Regions from separate parts of the Homo sapiens genome. Here region 1 is linked to region 2. The links are chromatin loops, found by intact Hi-C in ENCODE. Cell type or tissue: sigmoid colon. All regions are shown on one strand. Each heading gives the region's core, and the rest is flanking DNA. Links, peaks and the distances in the headings are about the cores only. Region 1 holds the start of LINC02351 (long intergenic non-protein coding RNA 2351). Region 2 overlaps LINC02351 (long intergenic non-protein coding RNA 2351).

Region 1 (5,376 bases), core at 254-5,253, 50 kb after region 2:
ACACACACACAAACACACACAGGAAGTAATGTGCAGGGCCACTTGACTCTACTGCTCTCTGCTGGGGCTGGTCACCCGAGATGGCCTCATTCCCAGTTGCAAACAAAACCTAGTGAGCTCAGAGCCCTTACATTCCAGAGCGGTCTGTACCATGTTTTGCTTCCCCTTCGGACTTGCCATCGGAGAGAACGCAAACTCCACTGAGACAGGCTGTCATGCAAAGCCAGCTCGCCACTCTCTTCCCAAGGGGTCGGTCCTCTTCTTGGGCCTCCCCAACCCACCCCAGGCAGGCATCTCCTGGTAACTGCACTGGCTGACCTGTTGAGCAAGAAACAGATTGAAGAGAGGCTTTTGACAAGGCCTCTGCAGGCACTGCTCTGCCTGCCAAGCTTCATGGAATGCTGGAAGCATCCCCATTTAAATGAAGAATCTAGCCATTCTGTGCTCACCCAGGAAGTTTATATTTGTGTCAGTGAAGCATGCATTCTAGAAGACCATAAACAAAGCCATAGCCTTGGGGACCCAGAGAGCAGCCTCCTGAGGGGCTGTCCAAAGTTAGAACGTACTCCTCGCAGGGGACGGAAGTACCCATATCAAACATGTCTTCTGATTTCTTTTATTTCTGTATTCTGATGCTATGACATTTGTGGTTTTGCTGACCCTGAAGGGACTGCCCCTCCAGCGATAGCTGATTCCTAAGAGAGTCAACAAATTGCCCCCCACCCCCAAGTATGTTTTTCAAGTGCAAACAAACAAATCTTGATCTCACACACCCTCTCCAGCATCCTCCTTCATTAGGTTCCCACCCTCCTGAGCCACCATCCATCCACCCTGATCACCCCAGGGCCAGGTGCCAGACAACTAGGGACACCCTGGATGCCCTGGAGCCTGGAAATTCTTCAAATTTGCCAATCCTGAGACTGCTTGCCCTGCCTCTCTGCTCCATCCCACGGAAGGCACAATAAAGACCTCTGACCCATTTTCCCCAACCCAATCACCCTGACTGACCAACCCAATCACCCTGACCAACCCGGTGCTTCCTCTTATGAATGTGCCTCTTCTTTGCAGGAAACTGTAATTAGGATAAGGTGTTTCTTGGTGACAATTATTTCCATATCTGGGGCATGGTGACGTAGCCTCCCCATCTCAATGCTGAGGGAGTACAGAGTAGTCAGAGGCAGGAGGAGGCGGCGCACTGCACTGTGGAAGCTCTGACTGTAAGCAGACACGACGTCTGTTCCCTAGATCACTCCCTCTATCGTCCCCACAAACTGTGGACACCGAAGAGGCACAGAAGCGGTTAAAACCCCTCGCTCACCAGAGGCAGAGCCAAGATTTGAACCCAAGACTCGAACAGCGAACAGTGGTTCTCTTTCCACCTCCTCTGGCTGCTTTCTCAATGGACGCTTTAAAGCATCAACAAGGATATGTCTTTTTTCCTTTCTGGGACCAGTGAGGGCCACACAGAAAGGGATGTCTACAAGGGTGTCACCGCTGCTATCAGTCCCAGAGACCATGCACCATGCACCCCTGTGGTCCAGTTCTCCACCATCCTCCCCAGGGACACCCAGTTATTAGGCCATCTTCAGTAGCCAATGGCCAGTAATAGCTTCTGGTGTCCCCTCTTCTTGGGACATCGGCATTTTAGCAGCACTCCAAGTGCAGAGAGGTGGCCCAGAGGGCAAGGGAGCCTGCCAACCGTCTCCCTGGAAGCCCCGCTGTGCTACGGCACACTGGAGTGTTTTCAAAACGATGTAGCGAAACCACCGCGGAGGTAAAAGGTCGATTGTTCCCAGCCACAGCCGCTCTGTGGGGACGACTTTATAGCGCAGCCCGGCCAGTACCGACAGGGAAAATGGCATTTGGGAAGGGTGGGAACTGCCAGCATCACTCATGCCTAAAGCCGGCCTTCCTGCTCGAAGCCAGGAGGCTTACTAAGGTCTTTCAACCACAGCTGAGAATAAATGAGTTTTTTTCAGAGTCCACATTGAAAGAGAGCCATCTCCTGACGTTCCAGCATTGCACAGATCCCATGGTAGCAAAGAGAAATGAAAATATTAATAGCTTGTGCTATGAGAAGGCATTTCAAGACGGTTCTGATTTTAAATCTGCTTTCACATGGGATACCTTGAGAAGAAATAAAATCGTCTGCTCTGTGTTCCTGCATAATTACAGAGACTCATCGGACACACACAAAATAAAGAAGGTTCTTTTTTTAAAAGCAGAAGTACTATATGCTTCGAAAATGCCAGTGTCATAAAAGACAAAGAAATGCTGCGGAAATGGTCCAGATCAAGGTATATAAAGAGACATGACAGCTAAATGTAGCATCTGCCCCTAAACTGGATCATCTACTATGGAGGAGGGGGGATGCTACAAAGGACATTATTAAACCAAGTGGCAAAATTAGAATACGGACAGTAGATGAGATGAAAGTATTGTATCAATGCAAATTGGTGTCAGTGACTGCACTGTGATGACATAAGAGGTTATCTCCATTCTTAGGAAATACCCACTGGAGTGCTGAAGGGCAAAGGGCCATGTTCCATATAATTCACCCTCCAGTGGCTCCGAAAAAAAAATTACACACAAGCAAGCTGAAATAAAAAGTACACAGGAGCGCCTTGTACTATCTGCATTTTTGCATCTCTTGTCAATTTAAAATTAATTCCAAATAAAAGCTCTGCTTTTTTTTTTTTTTTTTTTTTTTTTTTGAGACAGTCTCACTCTGTCACCCAGGCTGGAGTGCAGTGGTGTGATCTCAGATCTCGGCTCACTGCAACCCCTGCCTTCTGGGTTCAAGTGATTCTCCTGCCTCAGCCTCCCGAGTAGCTGGGACTATAGGCGGGCGCCACTACACTCAGCTAATTTTTGTATTTTTAGTAGAGACTGGGTTTCTGCATGGTGCCCAGGCTGGCCTCGAACTCCTGGCCTCAAGTGATCTGCCCACCTCAGCCTCCCAAGTGTTGGGATTACATGCATAAGCCACCATGCCCGGCCAAGTAGTCTGCTTGTAAATCTCATCTTTGAGTAACTGCAGGCAGAGGGAGAGAATGTTCTACCACTAGAGCATAAGCTGGCAGCATGGGTGGGGACCAGCTTGGGGCCCAGGAGAGGGCTGATTCCAATTTTCTCAAGTCCCACTGGATTTCAGGAGCTGCCCCAGGCCCTATCACAGTGGGGAGCAAAACTGACAGTCTCAGGAGGCTTACAGCCTGAAGGAGGAGAAGGAGGAGGAGAAAATGGAGGAGGAGGAGGAGGAGGGGGGAAGAGAAGAGCGGGGAGGAGAAGGGGGAGGAAGAGGAGAGGGAGGAGGAGGAGGGGGAGGCAGAGAGACAGGCCAAAAATCACACCAGTAGATGGGTCATAACAAACTGTTAAAAGCTGTAAGGGAGAAGTTCAAAAAGATCTAAAACACTAGCTTTAGCAACATGGTGATATCCTATCTCTTAAAAAAAAAAAAAAAAAAAGTAGTTAATTAGCTGAATGTGGTGTCCCGCATCTGTAGTCCCAGCTACTAGAGAGGCTGAGGCAGGAGGCTCGCTTGAGCCCAGGAATTCAAGGTTACAGCGGGCTTTGATTGCACCACTGTACTCCAGCCCGGGCAGCAGAGTGAGACCCCATCTCTTAAATTAAAAAAAAAAAAATCTTAAGGCAGTAAACTGGGGGGGCTGATATAATTTGGCTGTTTGTCTCTCCAAATCTCATGTTGAAGTGTAAACCCCAATGTCGCAGGTGGGTCCTGTGGGGGGTGTTTGGGCCATGGGGGCGGATCCCGGGGGTATGGCCTGCTTGGTACTGTCCCCACCACAGTGGGTGACTCTTTGAGACCTGGTTGTTTAACAGTGTGTGACACTCTCCCTCTCTCTTGCTCCTGCTCTCGCCTGTGATGCTGGCTTCCCACCCCACCCCCCGCCCTCCGCCATGATTGGAAGCTTCCTGAGGCCCCCACCCAGAGGCAGGTGCTGGTACCATGCGCTACAGCCTGCAGAACTGTGAGCCAATTAAACTCATTCTGTTTGTAAATTATCCAGCTGCAGGTATTTCTTTCTAACAATACACGAACGCCCTAACACAGAGCCCTATGAGAAAGTAAAACCAGAAACCTGAATTAGAGTGTGTTTCTGGAACACTAAAGCAAGAGCTGAGGGAGGCTTGAGGAGCGGGGCATTTGAGGGGTGGTCTTGAGGGGCTCGTTGAAGCATTTGCCCGAGAACACGCAGCAAGAAAGCGGCGAGGGCAGCTCCCAGGCATCCCAGATTGAGCAATTAGGTGAGCGGAGCGCCAGTCACTGAGAGGAGACCCTGCCGGGAGCCTCGCTCAGCTCCAGGGGTGCTGTCTACACAGCAATTTCCTGCACTCGTATTTCATGTTCATCCACCTCCCCCTCTCCATCTGGTCCCTATGGACACGTCGGCTCTGGCCGACCGCTTGCCCTGGTGCAGAGGTTTCCCACTGCCCTCACCTAGTCTTCTGTGCCGTGGCTGTGGTGCCTTTCTCTTCCTCAGAAGATGCCCGATTCCAAAGCTGCAGCCCTCAGCGATGCCTGTCAGCAGTCTCAGGGGTAGGGCATGGGGGACTCAGCACTTTCTCTTAAGCCTCCCAGGTGGATTCAAAGCTCCGTCCTTTGGGAGCCCCAGCGCCTGCAAAGCTGCGCTGAGGGAGGAGGTGGGGCCTTGGGTGGAACAGTCGGGAATCCTGGGTCCCGTGGCTCCTCCTTGCCCCTGGAGCCAATGAGGAGAGACACATCCCAAGAAGGCCCCAGGCTGGGGCAGCCCCCTCAATCGGGACACCACAGCTCCTAGGACCTCTACTGCAGACCTTGGGGTCTCTGGCTTGGGGCAAGGAGGCCCTGGAATCAGAGGCCTGGTTTGGAATCCTGCCTCCACTTCCCCACCTGTGTACTGGGGACACCACAGTCCCTCCCTAGTAGGGGTGCAGTGAGGGCTCAGTGCGTTTGTTCTCATTGCCGCCCTGTGTTTATTACTATCGCCATTACGGCCTCATCCTCCAAGGAGACTGCTGCTGGAAAGGCCGTGGTTGCTGCGTGTGTCCCGCAGCCCCCTGCAGCCAGCGTCTCCTCGGCCCCGGCCCGACCCTGCCGTCCCTGCTCTGCTCCCTCAGCGACCGCAGACCCCTCACGCACATGCCCAGCCCTGCAGTCCTACTCTGCCACCCCAAGGGGCTTGGGCTTCAGTGGGGGCAGCGTGCGGGGCGTGGAGAGGGAGACGTGTAAAGCCCTGAGAGGCTCTGCAGCCACAGTCCCGCAGTCAGCGTTCCCTCTCGGCCAAGCCTCCTGGCTGCACATCGTTTCCCGGGCATCTCAGTGAGACCGGCCTCGGCTCACAGCGGCACGTTGTTTTTACACTTCGGGGA
Region 2 (5,376 bases), core at 171-5,170:
AGAAAACTAATACAGCCCAAATGCCCAGTTAAAATCCTCCACTGTCTGTAGAGTCCCACAGAGCACAACCCAAAGCCCCCTGAACTAAATGATGGCTAAGTGCCCCACTGCCTCTTCTAGCCCATGAGAGCTGGTGTTTATACACGACCCTGGGCCCTAAAACTTCTGAGCGCTCATCAAAAGAACATTCCCGCATGTGACATTTGAAGGTGAAGTGTGTGCATGTATTCCATGCCTTTAAAAATTACTAAATTGGCCGGGCACAGTGACTCACATCTATAATCCCAACACTTTGGGAGGCTGAGGTGGGTGGATCACCTGAGGTCAGGAGTTTGAGACCAGCCTGGCCAACAGGCTGACAAAACCCCGTCTCTACTAAAAATACAAAATTAGCCAGGCATGGTGGTGGGTGTCTGTAATCCCAGCTACTCAGGAGGCTGAGGTAGGAGAATCTCTTGAACCCGGGAGGTGGAGGTTGCAGTGAGCAGAGGTTGCACAACTGCACTCCAGCCTGGGGGACAGAGTGAGGCTTCATCTCAAAAAAAATAAAATAACATAAAAATAAATAAATAAAAATTACTAAATTGCATATGGTTTACCTGCTACACTCTTAATGGTAGAATTTGATTGACTGAATGTGTAATGCCCTAATCCTGAATTTTTTTAAAAAGGAACCTACCTCTTTGGGTCTGTTTTAAAAATAGATAGATGACAGAGAGACAAACGGAGAGGGGTATTTAGATTACATTTGTAATCTAATGGACCAGTGTCAGCAGCTTCTTTTTCATGCTTACCCAAAAAAAAAAAAAAAAAAAAAAAAAATCTCTTAGGAGAAGATGCAAGACAGAGAAAAGAAACAAGAAAGGTTGAGGGTGGGACAGAAGTGGAAAAAATCCCATTCTGCCATCTATTTTATCCATGTTCTATCCACATGGATGTACATTCAGATAAATATTTCCATATTTACATTCAGGTCAGCACCAAGACAGGATATAAAACTGTAAAGGGGGATAAACGTTGCTGACCTTAAAACGTGATGAGAGACTACAAGAAAGAGACTGCTTCCAATGATGATACCTCAACGTTAAGAGTCCAAGGCATACACAGTGACACTAAATTTGAGCCATTGGATACCATCACAGAGATGCTGTCATTGTTGCCACATACCCTTTCTGGAAGAGGTCAATAGGTTCTCCTGGACAGGCATGTTGGCTTATGCCTATCATCCCAGCACTTTGGGAGGCTGAGATGGGAGGATTGCTTGAGGCCAGGAGTTCAGGACCAGCTTGGACAACATATCAAGACCCCTGTTGCTAGAAGAAAAAAAATTTTAATGGTCTGGCATGGTTGCACACACCTGTATTTCTAGCTAATCGGGAGGCTGAGGCAGGAGGATGGATTAAGCCCAGGAGTTTGAGATTGCAGTGAGCTAGGATTGTGCAACTGCATTAGGCAACAGAGTGAGTCTGGCCAATAGAGCAAGACCTTGTCTCTATTAAAAAAAAAATGAAGAAAGAAGGTTCTCCTATGAAATTATGAAATGGAGCCTTGGGTCTTGGGTGCCACACATCCTTGGCTAAGACAGAAAGAGTCACCAAGGGAGCAAATAGAAAGCACAGTTGCTGCCCTGTCTTCAGGTCTCTGTGTGTTGCACTCTTCGCATTCATTGTTTCATTTAATCCCACAGCAGAAGCACTATTTATCCTCATTTATGATCAGGAAGGAAACTAAAGCATAGATGGTTTAGCAAATTTCCCATGTTTCATGACCAGAAGGACTCTCCAGTTTCTAGAACCTTGGGTTGTCAACACAGGAGAAGCTGTCCTCACCTTTCCCATAGGAAGCAGGACACCCTCCCTGTAGTCTCTATATTCCTCAAGTCCATGCCTTGGATCCTTTCTCAGACCTAGAGCTGCTGTCCTCAGGGTGCCCACTCTCCTCTCTAGAGATGGTTGAGAAGCAACAGGGCATGAGGACCTGAAGGAACCCACTCAGTCACTTCCTTCCCGGGAGACGCTGGGGAATTGTTCTCACCCCTTCCAAGACTCGCTGTCCTCCAACGCAGGGTGGGGGTAAATATTGCACACCTTTTGGTGTGATATGTGCATGCAATGGGTTAGCAAACTAAGGGCACGAAAAATAGAGGCTTGTGAACAACAGCAAAGACAACAACCATGCATGATTTTTATTTAGTTGGTGGGGATCTTCACCCAAGTAAAAGATCTGCAATTCTACAGGTCCTACACAGAGGTAGGACCTCTCCAAGAAACAGGAGGCCTGCAAAATTCTCTGTGCTCGTTTTCAGTTCCAAAATTTCAGTTCCTGCAGGTGTGCACTGACACCCTGCCTATGAGTAGCATCATCAGTGGAAACAACAGTTCCTCCTATTTAGTCAGTTGCCAAATTAAAAGGTGTCAACTGAGACACTTTTTTGGAGCTTTCTGAACCTAGCTTTGTATTGGCATCCTGTCTAGTATCTTCCCTGTGAAACATAATAAAAATCCCATTGGCATATATTTTAAAATTCAAATGAGTTCGAATCTTATTTTAACCATTAGGAGAAATTATTTGCAGCTCCTTAGAGATGCCCTGTAGTGTAAAGCTAGAATAGAAAAAAAAAAAAAAAAAACATAATTCTAAACTGTTCTCCTCTATCTCATCTTTCTCAAGAGAGTGTGTGTATGTGTGTGCATTTGTCAGCCTATGGAGCAGGACGTTGTCAGTGCAGAGAGGTAGAAAGACAAAAAAGAAATTAAACTTTTCCATTGGGGAAATGTTTATTGGACACATACTTTTAGCCAAGGCTGGGGAATAGTAGACACTGGTGTATGTCTCTGCTGACTCACAGTCTGGCAACAGAAGTGGACCAGAAAGCTAATAAAGACAAATAGTGTGGCACATACTAAGACCCAGGGAAGCCCTTGGGCCTGTTGAAAGCCGAAGGAACCACACTTACATCCAAGAATGGAGATAGGAAGCTGTTTCCTATCCTTTCTCAGCGGTGGTGGAGCACAGTTTTGTATTTGGCAAGCTTATTCCTGCTTTGGGTATGAGGTCAGTCTAATTACTTGAGAGCTCTTTCCAAACCTTTAATTTTTCCACAGACTTCCTCAAAAAACTAGACCAGAGAGATAATCTTTCTTCTTGCTCATAAGGCATTTCTCACACAGGGCAGTCTCCAACACATCCTTACTGTCATGTGTATTGGTTGTGGGTAATCCAGATGGTGTGTAACTAACGTGATGTGCCACTATCCCCTGGCTAACTCACAAAAGCTTTGACCAACTGACTAGCAAGTTGAGCCTTCTCTGGTGCTGCTCTGGGTCCATGTGCAGCATGAAATGCAGCCCCAGTGTGCCTGGCTCCAGGGCGGACAACACTGGGATGTCCTTGGAAGAACAGCTTGGCCTTGAACCAGAGACAGGAGTTTGGAGGCTTTGCACAAAGATTTCTGTGCTGAAGCACTGGCTTTTTCACCACCTACATCCTGTGAACTCAGCTGTGTGTCCTGGTCAGTAGTTAGCATGCCTCTCAGTGTATCCCGATTGGTGACTGCCTTTCTCAGCGACATGTCCCACGGCCCCTAAAGTAAATGCGCATTCTATGACACCTGCCTTTTTGTTAAACCACTTCAAATACACCCTTTAATTCAAATGAAAATCTCTTCAGCCACTTTGTCTTGATAGTGTAACAACACTAAGATAGAAATTTAATTGTATTTATGTAAGAGACATTATGATTTTTCTTTATTTTTAAAAAACCTTAAATGTGAACTATAACATACCGTATCAGGCAGGTGTCATTTGGCATTGTCAGGTAAAAGCAAACATCTGCTGACTGTGCTTGCAAATGGGTCTAGTGAGAAGGTATTTATCTGGTCGATAGCTGCGTTCCAATATTAAGGGTCATGTTGATTTGCTCCATAATAAAATTCCACACCTGGAATAGCAGCAGCAATTGAACTCACCACTTGATTAAGCAGAAAACAGCCCATCTTCATTCCCCAGGATCCATCCACAGCCCCAACAGGTGAGTTAATAGGATCACAGCATGTGGTGAGTATCACCCACATCTATCCATATTCGATGGTGGAACTTACATCCATTCAGAGTCAGGACTGTGGTTAAGCTTTTGGTTTACTATCCTGATAGGGAAGGATGTTCCAGGGACTTCCCATCAGAAAGAACTAAACAATTCTGCCCATTGCCAAGTATGTACATTATAAATTTTATATTCTGGAAATGGAGAGATAACCACAGCATGAGTCCACAGACCTACAGGGACCACCATGATTTGAGCTTGGCTTAATTCTCCATTTATTACCTAAGTGCTATAAGCCCTCACTTTGATGCACAGATCCCAGTGGTATTTTGGATCCCCAGAAATTAACATCAATTCATAGTCAGAATATCCTGAAGGGTCTCAATATTTCCTTTTCCTCTGTGTAGCATCACTCTTGTAAGTGACTCCGTGTTCCTCTGGGTATAGCTTGGAAGAAGATTCATGATCTGCACTTGTGACAGTGCAGCCGCCCTCGAGAGGATTCAATCAAGGGGCTTCCAATCTGAGAACTGGTTAGGCCCGGGATTGGGGTGAGGCTGTGACTGTTCCCTGTGGCACCTCTGGCTACCCAGACCTGGTGGAGTTTCTGCCATCAAATAGATAAAGCAACACTTATTAGGCTGCCCATCTACTTCATTCTTAAGGACACCATAATAGCCAGTCAGCCATTGCCAAAGATCCCTGTGGCCAGCAGCAGTCTGCTGGCCCCTCATTCCCACTGCCCATTCTGCATGGCACACCTATCTGTAGTGTTAAGTGCTGCCACTCAATCTCTGCTACTTGGGGATCCCATCATCCCCACCGCAGTCAGAATCCAAATGAGTGGCAGCATCGTCCATGATGGTACAATGGCCTCCTCACCACTGCGCTTCTCAGATTCTTAACAAAGGGAAGACACTCTGGGTCCTCTCGAGGGATGTAATTGAGAGGTAGCGGGGTTGGGAGGTAAAGGTTTCATGTAAAAAATCCATTTCATGCCGGGTGCAGTGGCTCACACCTGTAATCCCAATACTTTTGGAGGCTGAGGCAGGCGGATCACCTGAAGTCAGGAGTTCAAGACCAGCCTGACATCAACATGTAGAAACCCCGTCTCTACTAAAAATACAAAATTAGCCAGGCATAGTGGCGCATGCCTGTAATCCCAGCTACTCAGGAAGCTAAGGCAGGAGAATTGCTTGAACCCGAGAGGCAGAGGTTGCGGTGAGCTGAGATCACACCATTGCACTCCAGCCTGGGCAAAAGAGCGAAACTCCGTCTCAAAAAAAAACAGACAGACAAACAAAAACAAAAACAAACAAACAAAAACATTTCAAC

What was found. A loop is a pair of places that touch in the nucleus more often than their neighbours do. Peaks named below come from ENCODE experiments on the same cell type or tissue, not always from the same donor. Only the 100,000 strongest peaks of a DNase experiment are listed, where the experiment ranks them.
Region 1: it touches region 2 in a loop (2.5-fold over the local background); 3 of 110 quality-filtered maps call a loop at or near these places.

The regions. Positions count from the first base shown.
Region 1 is chr15:98,416,344-98,421,719 of GRCh38, forward strand. LINC02351 (long intergenic non-protein coding RNA 2351) reads right to left here and starts at 4,655. Exons shown (of 3, transcript NR_146567.1): 1 at 4,466-4,655. RefSeq lists enhancers at 1-96, 97-597, 4,661-5,236. In sigmoid colon, for the core only: no CTCF peak of the experiment used is centred there; DNase peaks (open chromatin) are centred at 2,988 and 4,748; H3K4me3 peaks cover 192 bases.
Region 2 is chr15:98,366,351-98,371,726 of GRCh38, forward strand. All of the region lies in intron 1 of LINC02351 (long intergenic non-protein coding RNA 2351), which reads right to left. Among named protein-coding and RNA genes, the nearest start is that of LINC02351, 52 kb to the right of the region's middle. In sigmoid colon, for the core only: no CTCF peak of the experiment used is centred there; a DNase peak (open chromatin) is centred at 2,881.